6 separate regions of the Homo sapiens genome follow, and all the other regions are linked to region 4. The links are chromatin contacts, found by Hi-C or POLR2A ChIA-PET in ENCODE. All regions are on one chromosome and are shown on one strand. The core of a region is the stretch at or near the end of the contact, and the rest is flanking DNA. Distances in the headings are between cores, read along the strand shown.

Region 1 (4,458 bases), core at 442-2,941, 920 kb after region 4:
TTCTTTTTGAGACAGGGCCTTGCTCTGTCACTCATGCTGGAGTACAGTGGCTTGATCATAGCTTCCTGCAGCCTCTAATTCCTGGGTTCAAGTGATCCTCCTGCCTCAGCTGCCAAAGTAGCTGGGACTACAGGTGCACATCACCACGCCTGGTTAACTTTTTATTTTTTTTTTTAGAGACACGGTCATGCTATGTTGCCCAGGCTGGTCTCAAACTCCTGGGGTCAAGTGATCCTCCTGCCTCAGACTCCAAAGTGTTGGGATTATAGGCATGAGACAATACACCTGGCCCAGGGGATTTTTTTCTCCATCACTTAACATGAAATTCACCAAGCAAAACCTCTTACATAACCATGGGACCAATAATCTCAGATTCTCCATTCCCCTCCCCACCTTGATATTAGGATTATGCAGCTTAATGAGTCAAGCTGTCCCACCCTACCCACCTATTACTCCCACTCCCAGGATACCAGGAGTTTTGTATGGGATACATAAATGATCCTTTTTTCCATTCCGTTAAGCTGTATGCAAATTGTGTGTGTGCTTATGTACATTTTTCTGGGGATAACTTTGGTAGTTTTCATCAGATTCTTAAAGGTGTCTGTTTGCTAAAGCCAGATTAAGAGCTACTATAAAGAACACATAGCCTCCGTTATTCCAGCCCAATCTTTGGAAATAGAGATTATCAGAATGGGTACATCCTAATATTTGCCGCAAATGACTCTGAAGATGCGGATGCAATTACATAAATCCCAGGCTCCTTCAACATATAAACCCAGAAGTGTGATTTCAGGGCCCCAGACATGCCCTGTCTCTACTTCATTCTCTTGTCCCAAATTGCAGCACCCAGAATATTTCTTCCTAAGCATTACTCAGGCTATCCTATTTTCTTATTCAGAAACTATATTCCTGTTCTTTAGCTATTTCCTGCACAAATCAATTTCTTTTTTTTTTTTTTTTTTTTGGTAGTCATTTTAATTTACTTCTTGGTTTCAATTTGGATTGACTTTCTGCATTTTGCTACTGGTAGAATTGCAATGCATTGGGCCAGTGGTAGACCACTACCTGTCAGGAGAAATTTCTTTTGTTCTTTGGTTTTTACTCGCACATCACAGTGATGGGCGTCATTCAGTGGTTCTAAACCCTCAGTACACTTAGAAATCACCTAAGAAGCTTTGAAAACCATGAAAGCCTGGTCCCTATCTCCAAGGATTTTAATTCAATCGATCTGAATGAGGCCTGGGTGTTGACTTAAAAAAAATGCAACATGCATTGAGCCACTGGTCTAATCTAGCAGGAATTGGCAACGAGTGTGAGGGTCTTTCAAAAGATGCTGTTTTACCTGGCTAAGGTTGTGGCATGCCCACAGAGTAACCACCTCCTTTTCTTTCCCCAGATGGTGCTCCTGGCCAGGTGCGAGGGGCACTGCAGCCAGGCGTCACGCTCCGAGCCTTTGGTGTCGTTCAGCACTGTCCTCAAGCAACCCTTCCGTTCCTCCTGTCACTGCTGCCGGCCCCAGACTTCCAAGCTGAAGGCACTGCGGCTGCGATGCTCAGGGGGCATGCGACTCACTGCCACCTACCGGTACATCCTCTCCTGTCACTGCGAGGAATGCAATTCCTGAGGCCCGCTGCTGTGTGTGGCTTCTGGATGGGACAACTGTAGAGGCAGTTCGACCAGCCAGGGAAAGACTGGCAAGAAAAGAGTTAAGGCAAAAAAGGATGCAACAATTCTCCCGGGACTCTGCATATTCTAGTAATAAAGACTCTACATGCTTGTTGACAGAGAGAGATACTCTGGGAACTTCTTTGCAGTTCCCATCTCCTTTCTCTGGTACAATTTCTTTTGGTTCATTTTCAGATTCAGGCATTTTCCCCCTTGGCTCTCAATGCTGTTTGGGTTTCCAACAATTCAGCATTAGTGGGAAAAAGTGGGCCCTCATACACAAGCGTGTCAGGCTGTCAGTGTTTGGTGCACGCTGGGGAAGAATTTACTTTGGAAAGTAGAAAAGCCCAGCTTTTCCTGGGACATCTTCTGTTATTGTTGATGTTTTTTTTTACCTTGTCATTTTGGTCTAAGGTTGCCATTGCTGCTAAAGGTTACCGATTTCAAAGTCCAGATACCAAGCATGTGGATATGTTTAGCTACGTTTACTCACAGCCAGCGAACTGACATTAAAATAACTAACAAACAGATTCTTTTATGTGATGCTGGAACTCTTGACAGCTATAATTATTATTCAGAAATGACTTTTTGAAAGTAAAAGCAGCATAAAGAATTTGTCACAGGAAGGCTGTCTCAGATAAATTATGGTAAAATTTTGTAAGGGAGCAGACTTTTAAAGACTTGCACAAATACGGATCCTGCACTGACTCTGGAAAAGGCATATATGTACTAGTGGCATGGAGAATGCACCATACTCATGCATGCAAATTAGACAACCAAGTATGAATCTATTTGTGGGTGTGCTATAGCTTTAGCCGTGTCACGGGCATCATTCTCTAATATCCACTTGTCCATGTGAAACATGTTGCCAAAATGGTGGCCTGGCTTGTCTTCTGAACGTTTGGTTCAAATGTGTTTTGGTCCTGGAGGCTCAAATTTTGAGTTATTCCCACGTTTTGAAATAAAAAGAGTATATTCAAAATTTTGACTGTTTAAGTATTTTTTTCCTACTTGATATCCTACTATCATGTGGACTAGAACATACATGTAGCTAGTGCTTGAGCATCTCCTATGATATAGTAAAAGAGTCAAAAAAAAAAAAAAGGAGACAGAAATGGGGTTCCAGAATGCATTGTGGGAACATTTTTTTGAAATCAATGTAACAAGGTGTTGAGGGCTTATTAAATTTGACTCTGAGTTTTAGATTTTAGCCCATTGAATAAACACAAAATCTAATGCATTTTGGCTTCCTTGGAAGCTATGGAATGAAACAGAGGAGTCCCCTCCTTTTTAATTTCTTCACTTTTCTCAGAAGAAAATAAATATCCATAAGTGAAGTTGGAAGAACCAGCAGAAGGACAAATAGTTAACAACATTTCTGTGCCATTGACTGTGCAGTGCTCAGGATCGAATGATATTACTGGGCATTACAAGAATACTCATGATGTTAGCACAGTGCTATGTCCCTCTTAGGTATCTCAATACAAATCCAGACTTGGCAATTCAGTTTCCAGGGCAACCTTGTCCTGGTTAACTAGAGATGATATTAACTCCCCCACTGTTAGTACAGCCAACCTGTGAATTACTTTTCCAGTAGAGATAATGGTTTTGAACACTCTTTGGCACAGCTTTCACACATTCTTAAGAAAGCCAGCAGGGTTATACTTGTATTCATGGCTTTGAAACAGAATGAAACTAATGCTATTAAATCTTGACCTTGATCTTAATCTCTGTGGTGACACAGCCAGCCAGTCTCCTAAATTGGAGGTTCTCCTCATTCTGAAGGCAAATGCGAAATGGCAGTTTGGACCATTACATGAAGAATTTTGTCATAAATGGAATTAAATTTAATACTGAAAGTTAAATGGTTATAATTTTTAACTGATAATGAAAGTATTAACTGTTGGTCACATTTATGACTGTTCTTTCATGTTGCTAATCAAAAAGTGAAAAATAATACTTCCAGCCTTAAAAAGTATTTTCTGGGCCTTAAAAACTCAATTTTCTTTGAGAATCTATAATCTATACCCTAAACTCTAGTCTTTATTTCCTTCTACCAATTTGGGACTACAGGGGGCAGTTATATGACTCATATCTTCCAAATTCTCTGGAAGCCATAGAAAATAGTCCCTTCAAATCCCATTACATGGTCTATTGACAAAGTTTCCCCCATGGAAATGAGCAGAATATACTTGGAGCATTAAAGAATCACAGGACAGTGGCCTTGGAAGAACTATTAGAAAGCATACATCCTCTTCTCTCCTTAAATACATGAGCAAATGGAGGCCTGTAGAAATCCAGGAACTGGCTGAAAGTCACAGACACTCTTGGATTTGGAACTCGAACCCACGCTTCCTGCTCCTCACAACCCTGACTGCTTTAATTTCCTTCCTGCCACCAGTGAAAGGAGCCTGGCTCCTTTCAGGATCTTAGAGTGTGGCGAGACAGGGTAAAGTTTAGGGGAATAGCAAGGCTGAGAAAGGGGAAAAATAGTTATATTTTCCCTAAAGACCTAAAAATAGCCTTGGGAACTGAGAGATTTCAGACATTACTGGATATTAAGTTACTATGGAATTTGTTTTCTATCTTTTAAAAATTAAACATATTTAGCCTTATTTTGGTGTCTACCCCTAAGGATTGAGAGACAACCAAATGAAAACATTGATCAGTTAAAAACATTACTCCTGGAATGTCTAAGAAGTGTTCATTTGCTTCCCCATTTACTATGCATGAGAAAATTAAAGTATGTTATAATTTTAGTAGCTTACCTCTTAGAAATCTGTCTGATAATCT
Region 2 (4,970 bases), core at 2,384-4,883, 620 kb after region 4:
GCATGAAGGGGTGTTGAATTTTATTGAAGGCCTTTTCTGCATCTATTGAGATAATCATGTGGTTTTTGTCATTGGTTCTGTTTATATGATGGGTTACATTTATTGATTTGCATATGTTGAACCAGCCTTGCATCCCAGGGAGGAAGCTGACTTGATCTTGGTGGATAAGCTTTTTCATGTGCTGCTGGATTTGGTTTGCCAGTATTTTATTGAGGATTTTCGCATCAATCTTCATCAGGGATATTGGCCTGAAATTTCCTTTTTGTGTTGTTGTTGTTGTTGTGTCTCTGCCAGGTTTTGGTATCAGGATGATGCTGGCCTCATAAAATGAGTTAGGGAGGAGTGCCTCTTTTTCTATTGTTTGGAATAGTTTCAGAAGGAATGGTACCAGCTCCTCTTTGTACCTCTGGTAGAATTTGGCTGTGAATCCATCTGGTCCTGGGCTGTTTTTGGTTGGTAGGCTATTAATTACTGCCTCAATTTCAGAACTTGTTATTGGTTGGTCTATTCAGGGATTTGACTTCTTCCTGGGTTAGTCTTGGGAGGGTGTATGTGTCCAGGAATTTATCTATTTCTTCTAGATTTTCTGCATAGAGGTGTTTATAATATTCTCTGATGGTAGTTTGTATTTCTGTGGGATCAGTGGTGATATCCTGTTTATCGTTTTTTATTGTGTCCATTTGATTCTTCTCACTTTTTTTCTTTATTAGTCTGGCTAGCAGTCTATCTATTTTGTTGATCTTTTCAAAAAACCACCTCCTGGATTCTTTGATTTTTTGAAGGGTTTTTTGTGTCTCTATCTCCTTCAGTTCCACTCTGATCTTAGTTATTTTTTGCCTTCTGCTAGCTTTTGAATTTATTTGCTCTTGCTTCTCTAGTTCTTTTAATTGTGATGTTAGTGTGTTGATTTTAGATCTTTCTCACTTTCTCCTGTGGGCATTTAGTGCTTATAAGCACTAAATATATAAATTTGCCTCTAAACACTGCTTTAGTTGTGTCCCAGAGATTCTGGTATGTTGTGTCTTTGTTGTCATTTGTTTCAAAGAACTTATTTATTTCTGCCTTAATTTTGTTATTTACCCAGTAGTCATTCAGGAGCAGGTTGTTCAGTTTGCATGCAATTGTGCGGTTTTGAGTGAGTTTCTTAATCCTGAGTTCTAAGTTGATTGCTCTGTGGTCTGAGAGACTGTTTGTTATGATTTCCGTTCTTTTGCATTTGCTGAGGAGTGTTTTACTTCCCATTATGTGGTCAACTTTAGAATAAATGTGATGTGGTGCTGAGAAGAATGTATACTCTGTTGATTTGGGGTGGAGAGTTCTGTAGATGTCTATTAGGTCCACTTGGTCCAGAGCTGAGTTCAAGTCCTGAATATCCTTGTTAATTTTCTGTCTCGTTGATCTGTCTAATATTGACAGTGGGGTGTTAAAGTCTTTCATTATTATTGTGTGGGAGTCTAAATCTCTCTGTAGGTCTCTAAGGACTTGCTTTATGAATCTGGGTGCTCCTGTATTGGGTGCATATATATTTAGTATAGTTGGCTCTTCTTGTTGCATTGATCTCTTTACCATTATGAAATGCCCTTCTTTGTCTTTTTTGATCTTTGTTGGTTTAAAGTCTGTTTTATCAGAGACTAGGATAGAAACCCCTGCTTTTTTTTGCTTTCCATTTTTTTGGTAAATATTCCTCCCTCCCTTTATTTTGAGCTTATGTGTGTCTTTGCATGTGAGATGGGTCTCCTGAATACAGCACACTGATGTGTCTTGACCCTTTATCCAATTTGCCAGTCTGTGTCTTTTAATTGGGACATTTAGCCTGTTTACATTTAAGGTTAATATTGTTATGTGTGAATTTGATCCTGTCATTATGATGCTAGCTGATTATTTTGCCCATTAATTGATGCAGTTTCTTCATAGCATCAATGGTCTTTATAATTTGGTATGTTTTTGCAGCAGCTGGTACTGATTTTTCCTTTCCACATTTAGTGCTTCCTTCAGGAGCTCTTGTAAGGCAGGCCTGGTGATGACAAAATCTTTCAGCATTTGCTTATCTGTAAAGGATTTTATTTCCCCCTTGCTTGTGAAGCTTAGTTTGGCTGGATATGAAATTCTGGGTTGAAAATTCTTTTCTTTAAGGATGTTGAATATTGGCCCCCACTCTCTTGTGGCTTGTAGGGTTTCTGCAGAGAGGTCTCCTGTTAGTCTGATGGGCTTCCCTTTGTGGGTAACCCGACCTTTCTCTCTGGCTGCCCTTGACACTTTTTCCTTCATTTCAACCTTGGTGAATCTGACAATTATGTGTCTTGGGGTTGCTCTTCTTGAGAAGTATCTTTGTGGTTTCCTCTGTATTTCCTAAATTTGAATGTTGGCCTGTCTTGCTAGGTTGGGGAAGTTCTCCTGGATAATATGCTGAAGTGTGTTTTCCAACTTGGTTCCATTCTCCCTATCACTTTCAGGTACACCAATCAAACGTACGTTTGGTCTTTTCACATAGTCCCGTATTTCTTGGAGGCTTTGTTTGTTCCTTTTCATTCTTTCTTCTCTAATCTTGTCTTCACGCTTTATTTCATTAAGTTGATCTTCCATCTCTGATATCCTTTCTTCTGCTTAATCGATTCAGCTATTGATACTTGTGTATGCTTCACAAAGCTCTCGTGCTGTGTTTTTCAGCTCCATCAGGTCATTTATGTTCTTCTCTAAACTGGTTATTCTAGTTAGCAATTCCTCTAACCTTTTTTCAAGGTTCTTAGCTTCCTTGCATTGGGTTAAAACATGCTCCTTTAGCTCAGAGGAGTTAGTTATTACCCACCTTCTGAAGCCTACTTCTGTCAATTCATCAAACTCATTCTCCGTCCAGTTTTGTTCTCTTGCTGGCGAGGAGTTGTGATCCTTCGGAGGAGAAGAGGTGTTCTGGTTTTTTGGAATTTTCAGCCTTTTTGTGCTGGTTTTTCTTCATCTTTGTGGATTTATCTACCTTTGGTCTTTGATGTTGTTGACCTTCGGATGGAGTTTTCATTTGGACATCCTTTTTGTTGATGTTGATGCTATTCCTTTCTGTTTGTTAGTTTTCCTTCTAATAGTCAGGCTTCTCTGCTGCAGGTCTGCTGGAGTTTCCTGGAAGTCCAATCCAGACCTTGTTTGCCTTGGTATCACCAGTGGAGGCTGCAGAACAGCAAAGATTGCTACCTGTTCCTTCCTCTGGAAGCTTCGTCCCAGAGGGGCACCCTCCAGATGCCAGTCGGAGGTCTCCTTTAAGAGGTGTCAACCCCTGCTGGGAGGTGTCTCCTAGCAGGAGGCACAGGGGTCAGGGACACACTTGAGGAGGCAATCTGTCCTTTAGCAGAGCTCGAGCACTGTGCTGGGAGGTCTGCTGCTCTCTTTAGAGCTGGCAGGAGGAACGTTTAAGTCTGCTGAAGCTGTGCCCACAGCCACCCCTTCCCCCATGTTCTGTGTCCCAGGAAGATGGGAGTTTTATCTATAAGCCTGTGACTGGGGCTGCTGCCTTTCTTTCATAGATGCCTTACCCAGAGAGGAGGAATCTAGAGAGGTAGTCTGGCTACAAAATCATTGCTGAGCTGTGGTGGACTCCGCCCAGTTACAACTTCCTGGCAGCTTTGTTTACACTGTGAGGGGAAAACCGCCTACACAAGCCTCAGTAATGGGGGACGCCCCTCCCCCCACCAAGCTCCAGCGTCCCAGATCGACTTCAGACTGCTGTGCTGGCAGCGAGAATTTCAAGCCATCGGTCTTAGCTTGCTGGGGGGATCCACTGAGCTAGACCACTTGGCTCCCTGGCTTCCACCTCCTTTCCAGGGGAGTGAGCAGTTCTGTCTCACTGGTGTTCCAGGCGCCACTGGGGTATGAAAAAAAAAAAAAACTGCAGCTAGCTTGGTGTCTGCCCAAACAGCTGCCCAGTTTTGTGCTTGAAACCTAGGGCCCTGGTGGTGTAGGCACTTGAGGGAATCTCCTGGTCTGAGGGTTGCAAAGACCATGGGAAAAGCATAGTATCTGGGCCAGAGTACACTGTTCCTCACAGCACGGTCCCTCACGGCTTCCCTTGGCTAGGGGAGGGAGTTCCCTGACCCCTTGTGCTTCCCGGGTGAGGCGATGCCCCACCCTGCTTCAGCTCGCCCTCCGTGGGCTGCACCTACTGTCTAAGCAGTCCCAATGAGATGAGCCGGATACCTCAGTTGGAAATGCAGAAATCACCCTCCTTTTGCATTGATCTCGCTGGGAGCTGCAGACCAGAGCTGTTCCTATTCGGCCATCTTGCCAGCCACCCCCAGAAAAAGATCTTTTGTGCCAGGAATTGAGAATAAATACCAAGAACAGCTAAGAAATGTTTTAAATAATTTCCTTTCAGAGTAGGAACATCATTTTAGCATTTATTCCCTCAGGGAGAAAATTCTTCAATAAATATAGTAATCTTTGGGAAATTAGGAGTTTAATAAGAGGCTTCTATATTGACTTTCATACATTTACTTCTGCAGTGTTTGCTGTCTTGAACTGTAAAGTTAAAATTAAACAATTTAACTTAGACTGAAAAGAATCCCATATATTATCAATAATGCTTTTCTTAGAGGCCTCATAATGCCAAAGAAACATTTTTCAATCAATTGAAATAGTGGTCCCATAATTTCATTTAAATATCAGAGATAAGACTGAAGAGTCTTTGGAAAGCCATCATGTCTCCCCACTGTCTTGGGTTAAGACTGCACCTAGACTGCCCTCGACAGATAGAAATTTCAAAAATTTACAAAAAGATTGTATAACCTGATTTGGGATAACATCTCCCTTGTCAGTGTGCACTTCCTTATATAACAGTCCTATTTGGTTACATCAGATGAAATGGGGGCAGTTTAACTCCACGACAGGGCTGCGAAAGTGCAAATAGAGGGAAGAGTTGCATCAAGAAGACTATGGAACTAACTAGTGGTTCCTGGGACAGAGGACAGCCGAGGCAGAGGCTCTGC
Region 3 (4,840 bases), core at 1,850-4,349, 630 kb before region 4:
TGTCATGTCACTGGAGTTCAAGTTTCCGGCCCTGTTCACTCACAGGCCCAACTTTGTGTATCTTTTGTGATTTGTTTCCTTTTGATTTCTCTTAAGGCTGGGCTCACAGAAGGCATCTTCCATCCTGATGTTCTACGGTATAGTGAATGGCAGGATTTGCTTTGTTCGTTGTTTGTCGTTCATATAAAGATAGAAGTTGCATTTCATATAGTCAGAGAATGAACTGCATACTCTTTTTTATTCCACTATTTTTGTTGGTGGTAGTAGAAAGGGTTCTTTTCTTCCTTCTCAGTATTGAATCTTATCTTGATCACTAACCAACTACGTGACTTCACTTCCACAAACTTCAGTTTCCTCATCTGCTAAGTGGAAATTTAGAATACCCATCTTATTCGATGGGAGAGGATTAAATAGATGCCTGCTACACAGTAGGTGCTTAATAAATAGTTGTCATATCCTGAGCCTTTAATGTCATGCCTGGCCCTTGTTGATATTCCATAATGCTTGATACATAAGGAATCCAGTGTTGGTGATGAAGATTTGTCTGACACTCATTAAAGTCATGGGCAGTATGCCAGCCTGCTTCTCACAAATAAAGTGTCTATACTGCCCTCAAGAACATGAATACTGGCCGGGCACAGTGGCTCACGCCTGTAATCTCAGCACTTTGGGAGGCCGAGGCAGGCGGATCATGAGGTCAGGAGATCAAGACCATCCTGGCTAACACAGTGAAACCCCGTCTCTACTAAAAATACAAAAAAAAAAAAAAATTAGCCGGGCGTGGTGGCGGGCTCCTGTAGTCCCAGCTACTCGGGAGGCTGAGGCAGGAGAATGGCGTGAACCTGGGAGGCGGAGCTTGCAGTGAGCCGAGATCGTGCCACTGCACTCCAGCCTGGGCGACAGAGCGAGACTCCATCTCAAAAAAAAAAAAAAAAAAAAAAGAACATGGATACTGTTCTATTCTCTAATGAGGGCATATTGTCCAGAGCCAGAGATAGGAACTAGAGTATTTCTCTGCCCTGATTTCCAGGAAAGGTGAACAACAACAGGGCTAATTATCTGGAGCTAAAGAAGAATTCTTTAGGATTTACAGGCAGAAGATTCATCTTGAAAAGACCTATTTCCATAATAGATTTTGCTTTATAAATGCCTTTTCAAAGGTTGCTATTTGACAGGAAAAGCTTTCAGCTTTCTTCTTCTTTTTTTTTCAGGCTTGTGACCTCTCACCTACTTTGAATGATTCACTCAGTCTATTCACTGCCCAGGAATGTTGGCTTTGGCAAAGAACCACAAGTCTCTTAAAATAAACACAACTGGGCTTTCATCTCATAGCGATCGCTGCTGGCTGCATATTTCACACACTGTATGGCAGGATATGTTAAATTAAAATCATAATCTCCCCAGTGAAATCTAGGGCCTGGTTAAGCCACTCGAGAATTACTCATGCATTAACTTCCAATGAAGAATATGAGTAATATCTTCAGCCATTAACTCTCCCAGGTAGTGGTCTCATCCTCTCCCAATTATCCTAACCCACAGTAAATTAAACCCATCCAGAAGAATGTCATTTGGAAAGGAAGAAGTCAATGCCAATGCTGTTTCAAATATGTAGGTCCTGGAGAGGTGAGCTTGAACTACCTTGTCAGTTCTCTCAATCATATCTCAAAGTTTAACTTAAATTTTGCTAAATCAATACACCCAATCCATATGGATTAACAATATGCTCAACATTGTGTTAAATGTTTTGAGTAGTTCAAAGAATATATGACACTGAGCCTTTAGCAGCTTAAGGTCTTCTAGGTGACGAACAAGATTAACACATCGAGAAAATAGTAACAGAGGCCAGGTACAAGACAGTGGTAAAGTGGAGAAAGCAAAGGCTTTTCTCAAGTGAGGTTCAGGGCCTGACTTCTCTCAACTGTGACTGCAGGGTAAATCTTTGGGCTTACATAGTATCTCAGTCCTAACTTTTAAAATGGAGGATGTTATACTAACTGGATTGACTTCACAGAGTAGTTGTAATGTTTAAATAAAATAAAGAAGATAAAATTGCAATGTACAATACCACTTTTTATAGCCTGTGATAAAACAAGTGGAACAACTTAAGAAATAAGTCCAAGAAGGTTATTTGTCTTCTGGGGTTGCCTTTAAATGGTAGTGAACAGATAAGACACAGGGCTATAAACTTCTTGAGGACCAAGGCCAAGGCCATTCCTTTTTGACTTTAAATGTTGTTCATACCCTGCTTAGTGTCAGGCACATAGTAAGTGCCTAATATATTTTTGTTAAGTGAATGAATAAATGAATTCTGAAGTGCAGTTAAATTAAATTTGTGTATATTACAGTAACACAAGAGGCCCTCCTTTGGGGCTTCCCAGAGTTTTCTCCTCATTTATATTACCTGAAGAATTTAAGAGAAGTAAAATCCTAATGCTTTACAAGAGCTTTTGCCCTGTGGGCTTTCTTGAGTGATTGCTAACAACGTATCCCTGGACACCACTGAAATGAGCTTTTCTGGGCCCATCCAAAACACAGCCACAGAAAAGTGTTTGTAAGGCCCCCCTGCCCCAAATCCATAATGGGAAGATATTATGAAGAGCCCTTTGTGCTTCAGTTTAGCCCAGTGGCTAAAACAAGACTGAAAATGCACTAAGCTACGAGTGGCTGAAGATATACACCCCACTGTATAAAAACAAAATGAAAGAACAATATCTGTCTGCAAAGAGGCTCATCACCCAGTTCATGGGCACATGCCCCAGGAAGTCACAGAGAGAGGAGCATTGGCCCATCATGCATGAGATTCACTACGTTGCTTCAGAAAACAACAACAACAAAATACTTACAGTATTAAAACTGCTATTTTTCCTTCTCATAAATGAAATCTTCATGAAATGTGGTATTTCCTCTAAACCATGACAAAGGGAAACAGATATACACCATGTAGGAAATGACAGACTTTGGAGAAACAGGAAAACATAAAGTACCTTAGAATGGAATGAATTTCTGATAAGGAAGCATTACCTTCATCAAATGAAACACAAAGCAGCAAGTCTTTTCCCCAGCAACAAGCAAGCTAAAATGTGGGCACTCCCTGGGGTGACATTGTGTTATGATGATCTTGCCCTATGGGAGAGCTCACAGCACAAGCAGGCACTTGTGAATCACACTGTGGTCGGAACAGAGGCTCAGAGAAACATGTTTATCTTCCCCACTTTCCTACTTGTGTGCATCTTGCACCTGTCTCTGTACATATGGGGTTGATTCTTCTCTTGTTTATTGGGTTTGGGGACTTAACATCCCTGTGTGTGTATTTATGTCTTTCCCATTTCTGCAATGAGGTTGTAAGATCAAGATTTTTGTTCTTCATTCTCTAAATTTCTATAGTACTGTTCTACATCTAGTACTATCAATGAAAGTACTGTAAGATAGAGGAATCATCCTATCAGTTTGGATCCCAATAGAAAACAGAATTCAACTCAGAAAGTTCAAATGAAGAAACTTAAAGAGACCACAACTGGGTTATAAGAACAAATAAGAGGCTCCCTCTCCCTCTCCCTCTCCCTTGTCTCCATCTCCCGCTTTCCACGGTCTTCCCCTCTCCCTCCTCTCCATCTCCCGCTTTCCACGGTCTCCCTCTGTTCCCGAGGCTAGACTGTGCTGCCGCGATCTCGGCTCACTGCAACCTCCCTGCCTGATTCTCCTGCCTCAGCCTGCCGAGTGCCTGGGATTGCAGGCACGCGCCACCACGCCTGACTGGTTTTTGTATTTTTTGGTGGAGACGGGGTTTCCCCGTGTTGGCCGGGCTGGTCTCCAGCTCCTGACCTCGAGTGATCTGCCCCCCTCGGCCTCCCCAGGTGCCGGGATTGCAGACGGAGTCTCGCTCACTCAGTGCTCAATGTTGCCCAGGCTGGAGTGCAGTGGCGTGATCTCGGCTGCTACAACCTCCACCTCCCAGCCGCCTGCCTTGGCCTCCCAAAGTGCTGAGATTGAAGCCTCTGACCGGCCGCCACCCCGTCTAGGAAGTGAGGAGTGTCTCTGCCTGGCGGCCCATCGTCTGGGATGTGAGGTGCCCCTCTGCCTGGCCACCCAGTCTGGGAAGTGAGGAGCGCCTCTTCCCAGCCGCCACCCCATCTAGGAAGTGAGGAGCGTCTCTGCCTGGCCGCCCATCTGGGATGTGAGGAGCCCCTCTGCCCGGCGGCCCAGTCTGGGAAGTGAGGAGCGCATCTTCCCGGCCGTCATCCTGTCTAGGAAGTGAGGAGCGTCTCTGCCTGGCCACCCATCATCTGGGATGTGGGGAGTGCCTCTGCCCGGCCGCCCCGTCTGGGATGTGAGGAGAGCCTCTGCCCGGCCGCCCCCTCTGGGAGGTGAGGAGCACCTCTACCCGGCCGCCACCCCGTCTGGGAGGTGAGGAGCACCTCTGCCCGGCCGCCACCCAGTCTGGGAAGTGAGGAGCGCCTCTGCCCAGCCACCTCGTCTGAGAAGTGAGGAGCCCCTCCACCCAGCAGCCGCCCAGTCTGGGAAGTGAGGAGCGTCTCCGCCCGGCCGCCCGGTCTGGGAGGTGGGGAGTGCCCCTGCCCAGCAGCCACCTGGTCTGGGAGGTGGGGGGCGCCCCCCCGGCCACCCCTTCTGGGAGGTGGGGGGCCCCTCTGCCAGGCTGCCACGTCTGGGAAGTGAGGGGCCCCTCTGCCCGGCCGCCACCCCATCTGGGAGGTGTACCCAACAGCTCATTGAGAACGGACCATGATGACGATGGCGGTTTTGTCGAAAAGAAAAGGGGGAAATGTGGGGAAAAGAAAGAGAGATCAGATTGTTACTGTGTCTGTGTAGAAAGAAGTTGACA
Region 4 (5,011 bases), core at 290-2,789:
ACTTAACTAAATGACAGTGCCAACAACTTTCCACACAAATAAAAAAAGACTACACCCCGAATCCTCCCCAGCCTCCCCTGTCAGACACACAGGAAATGAGGCTCCAGGAAGAGAACACGTTTACAAATAACTACGGTATTTCTATGCCAAAAAGACCCAAAAAGTAAACAAGTCACCTAACTTCAGGTAACACACACTGCAATCGAGATACATGTCAACAGCCCAATGCAAACTCTTCACCGACCTAAACTCCGTGAAACTTCCCCCTTCTGGGAGCGGGGACACAAGAAAGCCTAAAACATTTGGTTAGCAGTAGGCATCACGAACAGCCTGCTTGAAGGAAAAGAATTTTTTTAAACCCGTAGAGGCAAGTTAAGTCCGAAATTTGGGAAAATCTGAACACACTCACGATCCCTTGACCCTAAACAGGCACCTCGAAGATCATCGGCCTACCCTCAAAAAGCTGTAAAATAGCAGGCAGTTGTGTCGACCCAGTTGAGCCCGGCCCCAAAGCGATCCCGTCTCTGTTCCTCCAGCTACAAGAGGAAAAGAGCGATTTCGCAAGGGAGCAAGCAGGGTACCCGGGGGTGGGGGGAGAGCAGAGGCAGGAAATAGTTTCCGGAAGCCCCTCGACCATCGTCCGTGGCCACAATGAGCACAGACCCGGCCGCGGGGCCCGGGGCGAGCGCGGCGCCGGCCAGGGAGACGGTGTCCGCGCTCCGACTCGCAGCTGCCTTACCTTGCCCAGTAGGGCCTTCGTCCTGGCGCCATCTTCATGAAATCTCACGAACCCAAAGAGGCGGCTGTGGAGACAGACACAGTTTACTCGTTAACGCTCAGGGAACGCCACCGACCCGTCCCTGCCCGAGCCCGAGGCCCCAGCGGAGGCGGCGCGAAGAGCGCCAAACCGAGGTGCCCGCCCCGCCGCCGCCAGAGACAAGCCGCGCTCGGTCCTCCCGGGAGAGCGGCTACTGCCCGTCCGGAGCCGACCGGGCGAGTGACGGCGGCCCGTACCTGTCCAGTCCGCCGAGCGCCTCCCTCTCCTCGGCTGTCAGGCTGGGGGACGCCTCCTCGCTCTCGCCGCTCGCTTTTCCCGCCGCCATTTTCTTTTCCTCATCACCGAAAGCGGCGGCGGCAGCGGCGGCGGTAGCGAGCGACACTCCGCAGGATTTCATGGAAACGCAGCGAATTCACAACTCCAACGCCGACACCCCCCCTCGGACCGGGGCCCGCAGTGACGCCCCCAATCTGCGCGCGGGACCAGCACACCAACTTTATCGCCGCCTCCTCCTCCGCCGCGGGCGGCGGCGACGAAAAATCCCAACGCGGCGGCGGTGAAGGCGGCGGCGGCGGCGGCAGGGGCTGCGGAGCCCCCGGGTCGGCAGCGGCGGCTTTCGGCTGTAGGGTCACATCGCGGGGTTGGGCAGGGGGCAGCCACAGGCGGGGACGGCGGGAACGGCCGGAGCGCGCGGGGCTGGGGAGCACTGAGGGGATTCGTTGGAGACACAAACTTCCCCGGCACCAGCACAAAGTTGTTGTAATTGTGTCACACAGCGAACCCCACGCCGCCGCCGTGACCCCCCCTCCCCGCCCGGCTGGCGCCACCAATCGGCGCGGCCCGCACGCCTCACGTGACCTTTGTTGACTCACGTCAGCCGTGGCTCCACTTAACTTGCTAGCTGCCCGAGCCCCGCCCACCGAGGCCGCCACCGAGATGGGAGCGGGACGCAGGCCAATTCTAGCCGGTGGTTGGCTGCTGGGCGCGTCTGTCGGGGGAAGGGTTGTCACCGAGAGGGAGCTTCCTGTTAGGTTGTGCTGGTTAAATACACTGGGGCAGAGAATGGAGGGTCCGGGCCGTGTCACCTCGGGAACCGCGGCGGGCTCTGGAGGGGGAGGGGAGTGGTGGGGAAGGGCGAGGTCCGGCACCGCCCGCGGCGGGCGCGAGCGGCGGGCGAAGACGCCAAGGACGGCATTTGCCTGCCCGCGAGCTCTGGGATGTGCCCAGACCGCGGCTCCGGCCGTCCCGCGCGCGCTCCAGGGGTCCCGGGACCCCACAGGGCCTGGTACAGGTCGCGTAGCCGGGAGGCGGCGCACGGCCCTCGACCTCTGCCCTCCGAAGAAGGCTCAGACTTTTGGCACTGCTGGAAATAATGGCCTCCGCGAGGAGGGCGCTCGGGGAGCGGCTGCCGGTCCCGTGCCCCGCGGTCCGGGTGCCGCCCTAGGCCAGACCTGCGCTGGCAGCCCCGATCACCTCACCCGCGCCGAAAGTGAAGGGGGAAGGGCTCCCCTGACCCCCGCCCATACGCCCCAGGCCGGAGGGAATGAAGAGTCGCCCGCGGGGCCTGGCTTGCCGACCATGGCTCCCCACCGCCAAAGGTCTGTCTGTTGGCGGCACTTTGGGGCCAGATTTTCGTGCTGTGTTTACCCTGTGTCTTATCAGTAGTTCATTACAGTCTTACAAGAAAAAGCAATGAGAAATTGTGAAGCGGGATCTGCAGAATGTTGGGTTCTATTGCCATGATTTCAGTGGAGCCTTCTTACAAAAGTAGGGGCTGCTTGTGGACAGACCTGAGAGAAGACATAATTAAATCATCACAGCTGGTGGCCCAAGAAATCCTTTCTATCCCCCAAAACCTGCAGGTTTGTAACCCCTAGACAACAGTAACATTTTGTTGTTCTGTCTCTCAGGTGCAGGGGAAAGGCTTTAGTCTGACTTTTAATCTTTACTATAGGTGAAAAAAAAATAGGCCTTTCGACTACTCTTCTCAAAAGGCAAATTTATTTACTAAGCTGTATGTCTTATAACAGGGATAGGAAAAAATTGATAGACATATAAGGACAAGATTCTGTTTATAAACGGAGTTTTTTATATTTTCAATAGGTTTTCCACCTGTAACCAATAAAAATTATATATTTAAACTTGGATTTCAAAATATGACGAAGACAATTCAGTGCTGACCCAGTAATTCCTACCAGTATTCAGCGGGAAGCTATGGGAATCCCAACTGATTTTGCACACAGTTTTAAATTGTTCCCCTGAGACTAGTAACTAGACGAACAAACTGTAGTTTTGTATAGATTATAGTTCATGTTTAATTACTTCCTCTGAAACACCTTTCCCTTTATGATACTCCATTTTGCTTGAATGAGTGTGTACAAAGGGCCAAATCTTTTCTACGGCTAAATTAATACATTGTTAACTTTGTCACAAATGGTGACATTTAAAGCCAAGGAAATTTTGACCCCAGTAACTCGCTCGCACACTCTCTCATACACACACACACACACACACACATACACACACACTTGCACAAGCACAGATAGACATTTTGCTGGTATTTGACTATCTCCCTGAAGTTAGCAGTTCCTGACTCAGGTCCTTTTCAAGGATTATAAGGCTACTCAATCCCGGCCGGGCTCTGTGGCTCACGCCTGCAAAGGGAGGCCGAGGCGGGCGGATCACGAGGTCAGGAGTTGGAGAGCAGCCTGGCCAATGTGGTGAAACCCCACCTCTACTAAAAATACAAAAAACAAAATTAGTCGAGCATGTGGCGCTCGCCTGTAGTCCCAGCTACTCGGGAGACTGAGGCAGAAGAATCGCTTGAACCCGGGAGGTGGAGGTTGCAGTGAGCCATGATTGCACCTCTGCACTCCAACCTGGGGACAGAGTGAGGCTCTGTCTCAAAAAAAAAAAAAAAAAAAAAGGCAGCCAGGCGCTTTGGCTCACGCCTGTAATCCCAGCACTTTGGGAGGCCGAGGCAGGTGGATCACGAGGTCGGGAGATGGAGACCACGGTGAAACCCCGTCTCTACTAAAAATACAAAAAATTAGCCGGGCGTGGTAGTGGGCGCCTGTAGTCCCAGCTACTCGGGAGGCTGAGGCAGGAGAATGGCGCGGAGCTTGCAGTGAGCCGAGATCGCGCCACTGCACTCCAGCCTGGGTGACAGAGCGAGACTCCGTCTCAGAAAAAAAAGGCTACCCACTCTCCACACCTCAACACTTTTCTTCCCGCTATTACTATGTAATAGCAGAACAGCAAGGAGTGGATGCAATGGGTGGGAGTTGGAGTGAGGCAGACCTGGATTCGAATCCTTGCTCTACACAGGCTGTGCGACCTTGAGAACATTACCTATCCTCTAGGCCAGTGCTCTATGTCTATTACAACTACAAGGATCTATCATCAAGCATGGGACAAATTTCATATGGTAACATAAGTCCTTACATCATACACATGTTACATAGTGTGTTATCTGTCAAATGTATGTAAAATAGATATAGAGCCTATAAGGTTTACATATTTCACTGGAGAGAGAAATAGGGACATACAATAAATGATTTTATAATAAATTTCCATGAAAAGTGAATCTGAAAACCCCACCGGAAGGCAGAGTAGTGCAGCCAAAGGAGCATGAATTGTGGAATCATACAGCTCTAGGTTCAGATCCTACCTTTACCACTTGATAGCTAGGCAGACTTCAACAAGTTAGTCTAATTTGAGCTTCAGTTCTCTCATCTGTGAAAAAGAGAAAATACAGCCACTTTATAACATTATTTTAGATGCCATAAGGTAGGTAAAGTGCCAGACACATAGATTCAAAAATCTCAATAAAATAGGAAGGCTGGAATTTCCAAAATTTTTTCTTGCTTTCACAATCTGGGTTCTAAATTTATTATTACTCTACCCATCACTTCCTCCTTCTCCCTCCACAACCTCACTATAAGCCCAACACATAAGCAGTCCTAAGTACTTTATACTTGAGGCATATAACCCCAGTATTGCTACATCTCTCATTTATTCTAAACTTCGGCCTTATAAGCCGGGTGCGGTGGCTCACGCCTGTAATATCAGCACTTTGGGAGGCTGAGGTGGGCAGATCACCTGAGGTCAGTAGCTCCAGACCAGCCTGGCCAACATGGTGAAACCCTATCTCTACTAAAAAAATGCAAAACTTAGCCAAGCATGGTGGCACATGCCTGTAATCCCAGCTACTTGGGAGGCTCACGCAGGAGA
Region 5 (5,090 bases), core at 1,846-4,345, 980 kb before region 4:
ATTGTCTTGTGAGATAACTAGTGATGTATTTCCCTAACACGAGGAGATCAATTAAAGCAACTGACATTCTGCAAATTTGAATCAATGATGCCACTCAATCCAATCAACCAAAGTAAAGAAAGCTAATTCATGCTTTTCTTAGAGCCAGAAGAAAAAACTGGCAAAAGTGTTGTCTCATTGTGTCCCTTTTCCCCTTAAATCAATTATCAGTTATCACAGGAAAGAAAAGAGAGAAGACTGTGCATTATGTTCAGGCTCACAACTCAAAGAGTAAACGAACAAAAAATTATTAAAATAATTATCAAGAGAAAATTTCTCAAGAGGGAAAAACACACATTATAAAACCTTTCGCTGCAGTGAGCATCAGAATGGGAGATGCCAATTGGATTAAACTGCTAGAACAAAACTCATGTTTTGTTTTAATCCCACTGTCTTGAATGTAGACTAGTCATGGAGCTCCCTTTCCACAGGTCTACATGGGATGTTCAGATCTGTCCTCATCAATGTCACAGACATTTCAAGAGAACTTTTGAAACCAAATGGAGGGTGACACAGAATTCCTTGGGGATAATGGGAGTGTCCAGAGCACTTTCTTATTTAAAGATCAGTGAAAAAAACTCAATAGCACGGGAACTAAAAGGGAAATGTGAAGCATAATGGTGTTTGGTCAGTGGAGCAAAGGATTTGTAGTGTATTTTAATTGTACTTTTTACATATCTCGTAGCACAATTCAGGCTTAGAAAGGATTTCAATTGTGATTTTGTTGGCTTAGTTTTGACCTGAACAAAATGGATTTGCTGTTTTTATTTCTTTCTTCTTTTTATTCAAATGGCACACCCTTTTGTTTTGAGAAATCTGGTTGTTATCTCTTAGTTAGAACCATGCCTAATGAAGTACTCTTTCCAATTTTGGATGTTTAATCATGCTGGATTCTTACCAAAGACCTCAAAAGAGACTAAACTTGAAGGACAAAGATGATTGTCAAGTGGGCTATGGATTAGGGTCTGATTTTTTGGTGAGAGTTCAATGAACATAATTTAGACTAAGGTAGATTCAGTAAGGCAGAAAGGAAGAAATGAAGCATGCTTCTGGGGAATAAACGGCAAAGCAAACACACAGAAACTCACTCAAGAAGATGCCAGTGAGCAACTCAGAACCAATATCTGATATATAATTTAAGACCCAAAGGTCACTTAATATCAACTCTATTGCTGCACTCACACACCCAAGGAATCTGGCTAGCAATTGTTTTAGAGCTTGCCTTAGCTGTTTTTATTTCATGCAAGTGTTTCTCTGGAGGCACAAAAAATGTTAAGAGTAAAACTGGATTTATCGAAGGCATTTGCTTGGATTAATTAGGTAATAAAAGCATTTTCAAATTGCTAATTTACTAAGCAGTGTCACCGGAATGCTGAATTACTTTACTTTTATTATGATGATCAAGAGAGATAAATGCAGGCCTAGCCACAAAACCAAAGCAAAGAGAGGCAGGAGTCATTCTTTGCATAATTACTGGCATTTGTCATCCTTTCCTTGAAAAGGGGATCATCAGTTTTTCTAAGGATTGTTTTCTTTGCTTCAGAGTCTTTTCTTCAGAACTGTTTATCATCCACATTGTCCTCATTTACCCAGCAACACATACTGTACTAACGTACTTTCCATTAGTGAATTTAATGAATTTAATTTTGGTTCAAAATGTTAATTAAAGTGTGCCTTTCATTCTTATAAGGATGAAACTTAAAAAACTCTTGGTTCTCAAGTGTTAGGTGAAATTACTAAAAGCAGAGTTGAAAAACAGGGTTAATCAATGTGAAATGTAGTATCATGAGCCTGGGATAGATATTGATAATGAATTATAATTAATTTTCCATCTCTTTTAAGAAAACAAAGGCTCAAAAATCACGGCTTCCATAACTTTGCCTATACTTAGGAGAAATTTTGGAAGAAAAACGTGTAAGAAGAAACAGAAAAGAAGTTTGCCTCAAAGAGAGAAACAAAGAAAAAGCTACCAGACCAGATATTCCCTCATCAGAAAATGAATGAGAATTTTATTATCTCTTGGCTTTAAAAAAAATTCTGTCCTTTGCCAGATCTGAAAATGCTGCCAACCTGGAAGAAAAAGAACCCATTTTTCTAAACAACCTCATTTAGTAATTTCCATGAAATTGACATTTTAGAACTATGACAAAAAGCCAAATTAAAACTCAGGGGTTCCTAATCCCTAAATTCTGAGTCCGTTTTAAGAAATACCTAAAATACACTTTAAAACGAACCAATTAATATAATTACCGTGGGTTTAAATAACACATACACACTGGATTTGTTTCTGTAAAACACAGCTGTTCTGTTATTTACATTTTGCTATTTTTTAAATTAGAAATATGGCTTTATATATTGTACATATATGTAAAGTAACTTTTTAAAAAGAGTGAATCTGTTGTCTTCTGCCATCATTACATTAAAAAAAAAAAAACCCAACCACCCTACAGCCAATTAACTTGGAAATCTTATATTCAAGCTTCTGAATATTACTGCGGTTGTAGCAAGGGAAGCAGCACATCCAGGTAGTTAATGTAGAAGAAACAGGGCACAGGCAGCAACTTGCATCCCCTGGCAATTCACATGGTAATTTCTTCGCTTCCACTCTCAGGCTCACTCCACCTTGCTTCACCAACCCCCCTCCCCCTAAGACACGAGGCACCCTCTGGGCCACGGAAGGTGCCATGCGGGGAGACGCCGGAAGAGCGGGGGCAGAGTGCACGGTTCCCACACCCTTAGCCGCGGGCGGCCGCCGCGGGCCCCAGGAGTGGGGAACCGGTTGGGAGAGCGGGGTTGGGGGCGGACCCCAGGGCCGCACCCCTGGTCCCCCCCATCCCCTTTCTACCGCCACAGACCCAAGAACCCGAAATCTGCGGCACGAGGCGCGGCGCCCGCAGCCCCCGGCTGGGCCCCGGCGGGGATGGGCGGGCAGGGGGCGGAGCGCAGCGCAGCGCGGGGCGGCGGGAAAGGGGCGGAGAGGATAGCTTGGGCTCTGGCGGGCCGCGGGACTGGCAGAACCTGCGGGCGAGGTGGGTGGCTCGCCAGCCGGGACGAAGGGAAATGAGGACCACCGCTCCGGGGCGCGAGTAGGCGCGTGGAGTCCGGGGGCTCAGCCGCCGCGCCTCTTCCTCCTGCAGCTGGAGACTGCAACAGCGGCGGGTGCACCGGCAGCAGCGACGACCCTGCGCGCAGGTGGGCACCCCCGAGCGCGGCGCTCTGCCCGCTCCCCCGGCCACCGCGGGCCGGACGCCCGCTCTTCCAGGCCACTGCGCTTGGGGGCGAGGGCTGGGTAGGTCCAGGGGCAGAAGGAAGGTGCACGGCCCCGTGGTGGGCGCGCTTCTGCGCGCGCGCTGTGGTAGGTGGGAAAGAGGTGCAGAAAAGCTGCCTCCCTTAGGGTTCACTCCCTCGGTTCCACTGTCCCCACCCCACCCCTTCTGAGGAGCTGGGCACACCGGTGGGGCTTTGGAAAACTGCGATCTCCTACCCGCCCCGCAGTATCGGTGGCGTGTGCAGGTTGCCCTTCTCTTCACAGTCCACACCCAGCAACCATCAGGACGCCCCCTGCTCCCGGCCCGAAGACTGTAGGGACCATGGGAGGAGAGAGTGGTGGCTGGACCGGTCGGGGCGTGTGCGCGGAAGGCTGGAGTTGCTTGAGTATTGTCTGCCGGGGCCGGCGCTTGCGTCAGGGTGCTCCCTCGCGCTTTCGGGGGTAGGGAATGGGTTTGCTGAACTTACTCTGAGGGCTGATTCTGCACATGCCCTTGGCGCCTTGTGCATGTTTGGACAAGGGTTTAATGGAGGCACGTGGGAGCAGTATCGATCTCTGGCGGGTCCCCAAAGACCCTCTTGGGATAGTCCAGAGCGTGTTCGGGGTTGAGAGCGAAAGGAGAGTGTTCCGTGTGAATGTGCGTCCTAGGGAGGAGGAGGACAGTGTCTCAAGGAGACTTGATTTTCTTTTATTTGCTGCAATTCCGTAAACCAAATCATGCTTTCGAGGCGTTAAAGTAAATTACTGGTAAGTGGGGCGGATCTCTGCTGGGGATAAAGAAGCTCCCGGGTTTGCGGGGTAGCGGGCCTGGCTGGCGTGCACGCTCGGTGGCTTTTGGCGCTGTCTCGCCTAGGTAGTGGGGGTGGAGGTGGTGGTGCTTGTGTCTTTGGCTTAAGGTGCTGGAGCCGGGCTTACTTGTCCTAGGTAGACTGTGGGACTTGGAGGAGGTAAAAAAGCTTCGCGGCGCGGTTATTCGCAATTAACTCCAGAAATCTCAGTGTGTGTCTGTCGGTCGGTCTCTCTCTGTCTCTTTCTCTCTCTCTCTCTCTCTGTCTCTGTCTCTCTCTCTCTCTCTCTCTCACACACACACACACACACACACACACACACACACACACTCGCACGTCTCATGGCTGCTTGGATTTGCCGATAGTTGTTCATGAATTTTTATTCCTGTTTGTTCATTTCCTGACTTTTTTTTTTTTTTTTTTTTGGAAAAAGGACCTACCTGTATTAAAATCCGTGGGGTTTCAGAAAGACCCTTCCGCAGTCATTCATATTCAAATCAAGGATAGGGCATTTTGATGAAAATACCCCACCAAACTGCTGTTTGGATTGGACAAAACTGTAGTTCAGGTTAGAATTACTGTTATTTTAAATAGACATCTTACAACCTTGTGGTAAAGTAACCTTAGCCTGAATCGCCCCTGATCTTTCTTTGTGTCAATTTACAGAATTCTGAATTACAGATGAACAAAGCGGTGAAGTTTTCTTTTAATTTTAAACGACAGGTCTTGAAATGGCTGTAAGTTGAGTTCTGCGACTCCATCTCTTTAATGATCGGCTCAGAGTGGTGTATAGTTGATGATCTGAGACTTACATATGTTTCAATTTCTAATCAAATAATTTATCATACCATTGGGGAGAAGGACGCCTTAGGAATTTTCAACACAGAGGAGAAAGAACATTTTTGTCTTTTGGAGCAAATGTTTTGCCACTTTTTCCCCAGATGTCCCCGTTAGATGCCTAGAAAAGATGCATTGTTGACGAATAATACATGATT
Region 6 (4,939 bases), core at 1,897-4,396, 530 kb after region 4:
AAGGGGCATGATATCTGCAACTTAACTCTAAAATGTAAAAGATATATATGGGGAGAATGACAAAATTAATGTGGTAAAATATAAAACAATTGGGGAATCTGAGGAAAGGATAAATGAGAGTTATTTGGACTGTTCTTGCAACTTTTTACTAGCTTGAAATTATTTCAATTTAAAAAGCAACAGGGAATTTTAAAAATGTTTGTAAGAACATGTAGGAGAATAACTGTTCTTTTGGAGTAGTATAAGATTTTTGAATTCACATACAAAACACCAAACAGGCCAGGTGCAGTGGCTCATGCCTGCAATCCCAGCACTTTGGGAGGCCAAGGTGGGTGGATCACTTGAGGCCAGGAGTTCGAGACCAGCCTGGCCAACAAGGTGAAACCCCGTCTCTACTAAAAATACAAAAATTAGCCAGGTGTGGTGGTGCATGCCTGTAATCCCAGCTACTCAGGAGGCTGAGGCAGGAGAATCACTTGAATCCAGGAGGCGGAGGTTGCAGTGAGCCTAGATCACATCATTGTACTCCAGTCTAGGTGAGAGAGTGAGATTCCATCTCAAAAAATAAAAAGTAGAATAAATCAAAAAACCCACCAACCATAACTGAAAGAATGATATATTTGAGTAAAGTAACAAATTTATGTACAATAAAGAACTCTATATAAGTGGAGTTAAAAGACAAACGACAATGAGAAAATATTTGCTATGCCTCGGATTAGTATCCAGAATATCTCTATATCTATCTATCTATCTAAAAAAAAAAAACTACAAATGACCGAAGAGAAAAATCTGCAAAGGATATGAATAGCTGAGTCACAGGAGAAAGTAACAACCATGGGAAAACATGACCAACTGCTTAGGGAGAATTAGGGAGAAACAAATTAAAATAACAATAGTATACCATTCACACTTATTCAGATGATTATCCAAAATTATATAATTTGGTAATACCTATTGTTGAAAGGATGAACGGGGAAGGGGACTTTCTTAATTGGTTTATCTGTCTGTAGATCATCTAGCAAAATCTAGTAAAGATGAAGCCATGCACTCAGATATGTACGTAATTCCATCTTTCAGTATGTGCCCTAGATCATTGCCAAAGGAACAGGCAGAGTCGCTCACTGCAGCATTGTTGGTAACTAGTGGAAAATTGGAAACAATCTAATTGTCATCAACAGATGAGAGCAGATAGTTAAACAATTTGTGGTATAATCATACAATGCGTTTAAAATTAATGAACACTACATGTGTCAATGTGTAGAAATCTCAATAACAGAATTTTATTATTATTATTTTCAAGACAGAGTCTTGCTCTGTTGCCCAGGCTGGAGTGCAGTGGAGCAATCTCAGCTCACTGCAACCTCAGCCTCCCCGGTTCAAACGATTCTCCTGCCTCAGCCTCCCAGTAGCATATTAATATTCTACTAATATTTTTAGTAGAAACGGGGTTTCACTATGTTGGCCAGGCTGGTCTCGACCTCCTGACCTCTTGATCCGCCTGCCTCGGCCTCCCAAAGTGCTGGGATTACAGGCATGAGCCACCGCGCCTGGCCTCAATAACAGAATCAGGCAAAAAAAGCAAGTAGCAGAAATTTAGAGTGTAAAATTTATAAACACAGAAGCAATAATGGATATTGTTGATGAATAAAAAAGGAGATACAGTCCCTGCCCTGGAGGTATTTGGGGGCATTTAAAGAAATGTCAAGTAAACAGGTAATTACAATGTAGTAGGATGAAAGCCACGATCAGAATAGACACCAAATACAGATGGAGGCGGCAGGAAGAAGGTGAAAGAATATATTGAAGAAATGGCAATACCTTCTATGCCCCACTCCCACGCTGGCCTCAAGTCCTGAAAGACAAGAAGGGGTTACTTATGTGAAAGATAGGAAGGAAGGGTGTTTCTAGACGATAGTGTTATTTGCAAAAGCCCCAAGAGGAGAAACCGCAGAGCCTGATTTAGAAACTGCCAGTGGTTTCTCAGAGCTGGAGTAGATGGAGGAGGGGGCAAAGAAAGGGATGGAGGGCATTGGTAGGTGCCCTCTGACAAAAGCTCCTCAGACCAGGCTATAAGGAGTTTCACCACCTTCTGAAGGCGGCGGGAAGGCTAGATTATTGAAGCAGAAGAGTAACAGCTGCACCATGAATTATAAAAACGACGGCTCTGGAGGCAAGATCAGTTAGTTTTTTGTGTGTGTTTGTTTTTCTTTTTAAAGAAGAAAACCAGGCAAGAAACAATGGGATCGCAGCTGAAATAGACGAGGTGGTGACTGAGAGAGAGCATCGAGTCCAACCTTTAGGGCTTCAGGGAGGGATTAGACGTAGGTGTCGGGAGAGGAGGTTCCTGGCCCGGCTATCTTGGGGTGAACGATGGAGTGACAGGGGTTGCGATTTGTGACACCTGACTCCGCCCCGGCCACCCCTGATTGGGCCTTACAAACGTTTAGTTCAAATACAAAAATGGGCCGGACACGGTGGCTCATACCTGTAATCCCAGCACTTTGGGAGGCAGAGGCGGGAGGGCTGCTTGAGCCCAGGAGTTCGAGATCGGCCTGGGCAACATAGTGAGACCTTGTCTTAAAACAACAAACAAACAAACAAACAACAAATATAAAAATATCCAGAAGAAAAACTGAAGGCGGTGGTTACCATTACAACGCGTTTTCGTCAGGGTATATGTGGCTTTAGATTCATCTTGAACGTTTTAATTACAAAATAAAAGCTGATGTCTATGCAACATAGGAAAATATCGACTTGTGTAACATCTCAGTGAGCACACGGGCGTCATATTACTTTCTGTACTTTGCTGTGTGTTTGAACCACATAGCAAAAAACTGTTGGCGACAAGAATTGGAAAAGCAAGAAAGTACAAGAAAGGCTTTGAGTTCTATAAGGGGGTTAAACCAGAAAGCGGCGGGGGCAGGGAACAGTCAATCTTTGTGTGTGCACACTGCGTGTGCAGAGAGAAGACTCCTCAGGAGACCAGGACCTGGCTGAGTGTGTGCGGGGATGAAGCGGGTGGAGGGGAACTGGGGCTGGGGAGGAGGTACGCGCCGCGGAGGTGTCCCCCGCCCCCCACGATCCTTCTCGCCAACCCCCCGCCCCTCCTCCCTCCGTGACGCCGCTTCCCGTCTCCAGGCAACGTGGGGGCCAAACAACACGGCCGGGAGGCGCCGCTGCCTGCCGGGCCCTCTCTTCTGGGACCCTGGATTTTCGGACACTGAGCGCCATGGCCCTGCCTCTGCTGCCGGGCAACAGCTTCAACCGCAACGTGAGTAGGAAGGGCGTCCGAGGTCACAGCTCCCGGCTGGAGTCTGGGGTCCAGGCAGGGTCGTGGCGTGGCCACCTCCGCAGACTCTCCTGGAGGCCCCATGCTGCTGCCCTGGGTTGGTGGCAACTTGGACCAAACTTTATAGGCTGCTTCTCCCATCTCTCCAGCTGCATCTGAATGTTTTTCCTAATTTAGAAATATATAGAGAGAGTCCTTATAGGTGGCAGGACCCTCAAAGGTAACAAATAATAGTGACGATAACCATTGGGGGTTTAATGTGTGCCAGGCGCTGTGCTTTAATCACCTTATGCAGCATCCAGTGTCCCAACAGCCCTTTGAATTAGGTAGTTTTTATTCCCAGTTACTATTGAGGAAACTGAGGCACAGAACCACACAGTCTCAGTGGTGAAGCTGGGTTTCTTTCAAGCAACCTTGTCTCCACAGCTCAGGAGCCTAATCATTATCCCCAGTATCCTGTGTGAAAAAAGATACCGTTTCAATTATCAAATTGAAGAAATCTGGCACTTATCAAGAGGGGTAGGTGGCAGATAAGAGTTCTATCAGCCTGTAAAGTTTACTCCCAAACTTTATAGAGACAGGCACCCAAACTTGGAGGGATTTTTTTTTTCTCTATTTATAATTGGGAGGGGTTCATTTCTTTTTTTTTTTTTGAGACGGAGTCTCGCTCTGTCGCCCAGGCTGGAGTGCAGTGACCCGATCTCGGCTCACTGCAACCTCCACCTCCCAGGTTCAAGCGATTCTCCTGCCTCAGCCTCCCGAGTAGCTGGGATTACAGGCGCCCGCCACCACACCGGCTAATTTTTGTATTTTTAGTAAAGATGGGGTTTCACCATGTTGGCCAGGCTGGCCTCGGACTCCTGACCTCAAGTGATCTGCCCGCCTCGGTCTCCCAAAGTGCTGGGATTACAGGCTGAGCCACTGCGCCTGTCCTGGAGGGGTTCATTTCAAAAGAAGATGAACGTACAGAACAAAGCAACACAACACAAAAAACCCTGAGCATGAAAGAACTTTTGCCAATAAATAGCACCTCATTTAAACGACAGCAGGAAAATGATTCAGGCTTTTGTTTATACTGGTTACTACCCTTCACTTGGGTCAGCCATCTGTGTCTGCAGGAGAAGCTAATTCCCAATTAGATGGGAGGGAATTAGATGGAGCCACTCAAGGCAATTGTGTAAACCTTTGATAACTTTAGAAAGCAGGCAGCAGATTGAAGTATTTGGCTTTATGGTTTCCAAACACTGTCTGTATCTAAGTTGTTGGCCCTGAAGTACAAGTTTTTTCTTTGTAGCTTCACGCCATTGAATTCTGACCCCTACACGTCTGGTCAGTCCAACTTTGAACACTGATTTGTGCATTTCTTGGTTGATGGGCAGAGGCTGGCCTTCCAGCATAGCATTGCCCTTTGGTAAGTTTAAGCCAGTCACGCAAACAAGAAAGGCCCCTGAGAGACGGGACATGAAAACAGATTCCAGAAGTAAAGAAGCATGCTGTGTAAAAGTAATTTTAATAAAAAATGAAAGTAAAGCCTACAGCTTTTTGCCCAGCAACACTCTGATTACCAGTGCCTGCCTCCTGCAGAAGTATCATAGCTCTCACGTGCAGTGATTAAGGATGGGAAGGAAAAACAGTGGATGGATGAAATAT

What was found. A loop is a pair of places that touch in the nucleus more often than their neighbours do. ChIA-PET counts read pairs that join two places held with the same protein, here RNA polymerase II (POLR2A). Pooled maps may share reads with other maps.
Region 1: a loop to region 4 is called in a map of IMR-90, with 4 times the contacts of the local background. The contact joins the promoter of NDP-AS1 here to the promoter of KDM6A in region 4. A Hi-C loop is called at or near these places in 5 of 168 maps with a recorded cell type or tissue (IMR-90, MCF 10A, chondrocyte and 2 more) and 19 of 50 pooled maps. POLR2A ChIA-PET finds 5 or more read pairs at or near these places in 2 of 52 experiments (HEK293 and MCF 10A).
Region 2: a loop to region 4 is called in a map of CD4-positive, alpha-beta T cell, with 8 times the contacts of the local background. The contact joins the enhancer-like site here to the promoter of KDM6A in region 4. A Hi-C loop is called at or near these places in 3 of 168 maps with a recorded cell type or tissue (CD4-positive, alpha-beta T cell, CD4-positive, alpha-beta memory T cell and naive thymus-derived CD4-positive, alpha-beta T cell) and 10 of 50 pooled maps. POLR2A ChIA-PET finds 5 or more read pairs at or near these places in 3 of 52 experiments (SK-N-SH, WTC11 and naive thymus-derived CD4-positive, alpha-beta T cell).
Region 3: a loop to region 4 is called in a map of esophagus muscularis mucosa, with 5 times the contacts of the local background. The contact joins the promoter of LINC01204 here to the promoter of KDM6A in region 4. A Hi-C loop is called at or near these places in 3 of 168 maps with a recorded cell type or tissue (ascending aorta, esophagus muscularis mucosa and gastrocnemius medialis) and 9 of 50 pooled maps. POLR2A ChIA-PET finds 5 or more read pairs at or near these places in 1 of 52 experiments (WTC11).
Region 5: a map of naive thymus-derived CD4-positive, alpha-beta T cell shows a loop between it and region 4 (9-fold over the local background). The contact joins the promoter of LINC02595 here to the promoter of KDM6A in region 4. A Hi-C loop is called at or near these places in 1 of 168 maps with a recorded cell type or tissue (naive thymus-derived CD4-positive, alpha-beta T cell) and 7 of 50 pooled maps. POLR2A ChIA-PET finds 5 or more read pairs at or near these places in 1 of 52 experiments (BJ).
Region 6: a map of naive thymus-derived CD4-positive, alpha-beta T cell shows a loop between it and region 4 (8-fold over the local background). The contact joins the promoter of EFHC2 here to the promoter of KDM6A in region 4. A Hi-C loop is called at or near these places in 1 of 168 maps with a recorded cell type or tissue (naive thymus-derived CD4-positive, alpha-beta T cell) and 8 of 50 pooled maps. POLR2A ChIA-PET finds 5 or more read pairs at or near these places in 4 of 52 experiments (HEK293, K562, Panc1 and 1 more).

The regions. Positions count from the first base shown.
Region 1 is chrX:43,946,965-43,951,422 of GRCh38, reverse strand. NDP-AS1 (NDP antisense RNA 1) reads right to left here and starts at 1,691. Exons shown (of 6, transcript NR_046631.1): 1 at 1,343-1,691. It overlaps NDP (norrin cystine knot growth factor NDP), which reads left to right. Exons shown (of 3, transcript NM_000266.4): 3 at 1,397-2,647. The coding sequence ends at 1,624. RefSeq lists enhancers at 980-1,496, 1,497-2,014.
Region 2 is chrX:44,252,139-44,257,108 of GRCh38, reverse strand. All of the region lies in intron 4 of EFHC2 (EF-hand domain containing 2), which reads left to right. Among named protein-coding and RNA genes, the nearest start is that of EFHC2, 89 kb to the left of the region's middle. RefSeq lists enhancers at 2,791-3,643, 3,644-4,497. Within about 2 kb of position 3,633, at least 14 of the 41 ENCODE cell types and tissues checked have a DNase peak (open chromatin) inside an H3K27ac peak, as active enhancers do; they include CD4-positive, alpha-beta T cell, where a contact is called at or near this core.
Region 3 is chrX:45,503,647-45,508,486 of GRCh38, reverse strand. LINC01204 (long intergenic non-protein coding RNA 1204) reads right to left here and starts at 3,099. Exons shown (of 4, transcript NR_104644.1): 1 at 3,022-3,099. RefSeq lists an enhancer at 794-1,993.
Region 4 is chrX:44,869,716-44,874,726 of GRCh38, reverse strand. KDM6A (lysine demethylase 6A) reads right to left here and starts at 1,539. Exons shown (of 30, transcript NM_001291415.2): 1 at 1,015-1,539; 2 at 740-803. The coding sequence starts at 1,175. LOC105373190 (a long non-coding RNA gene) reads right to left here. Exons shown (of 3, transcript XR_949040.2): 3 at 4,424-4,513. RefSeq lists silencers at 540-639, 650-729, 770-1,029, 1,370-1,599, 1,850-2,349.
Region 5 is chrX:45,849,495-45,854,584 of GRCh38, reverse strand. LINC02595 (long intergenic non-protein coding RNA 2595) reads left to right here and starts at 3,095. Exons shown (of 3, transcript NR_125365.1): 1 at 3,095-3,231.
Region 6 is chrX:44,341,879-44,346,817 of GRCh38, reverse strand. It overlaps EFHC2 (EF-hand domain containing 2), which reads left to right and starts at 3,146. Exons shown (of 15, transcript NM_025184.4): 1 at 3,146-3,271. The coding sequence starts at 3,230.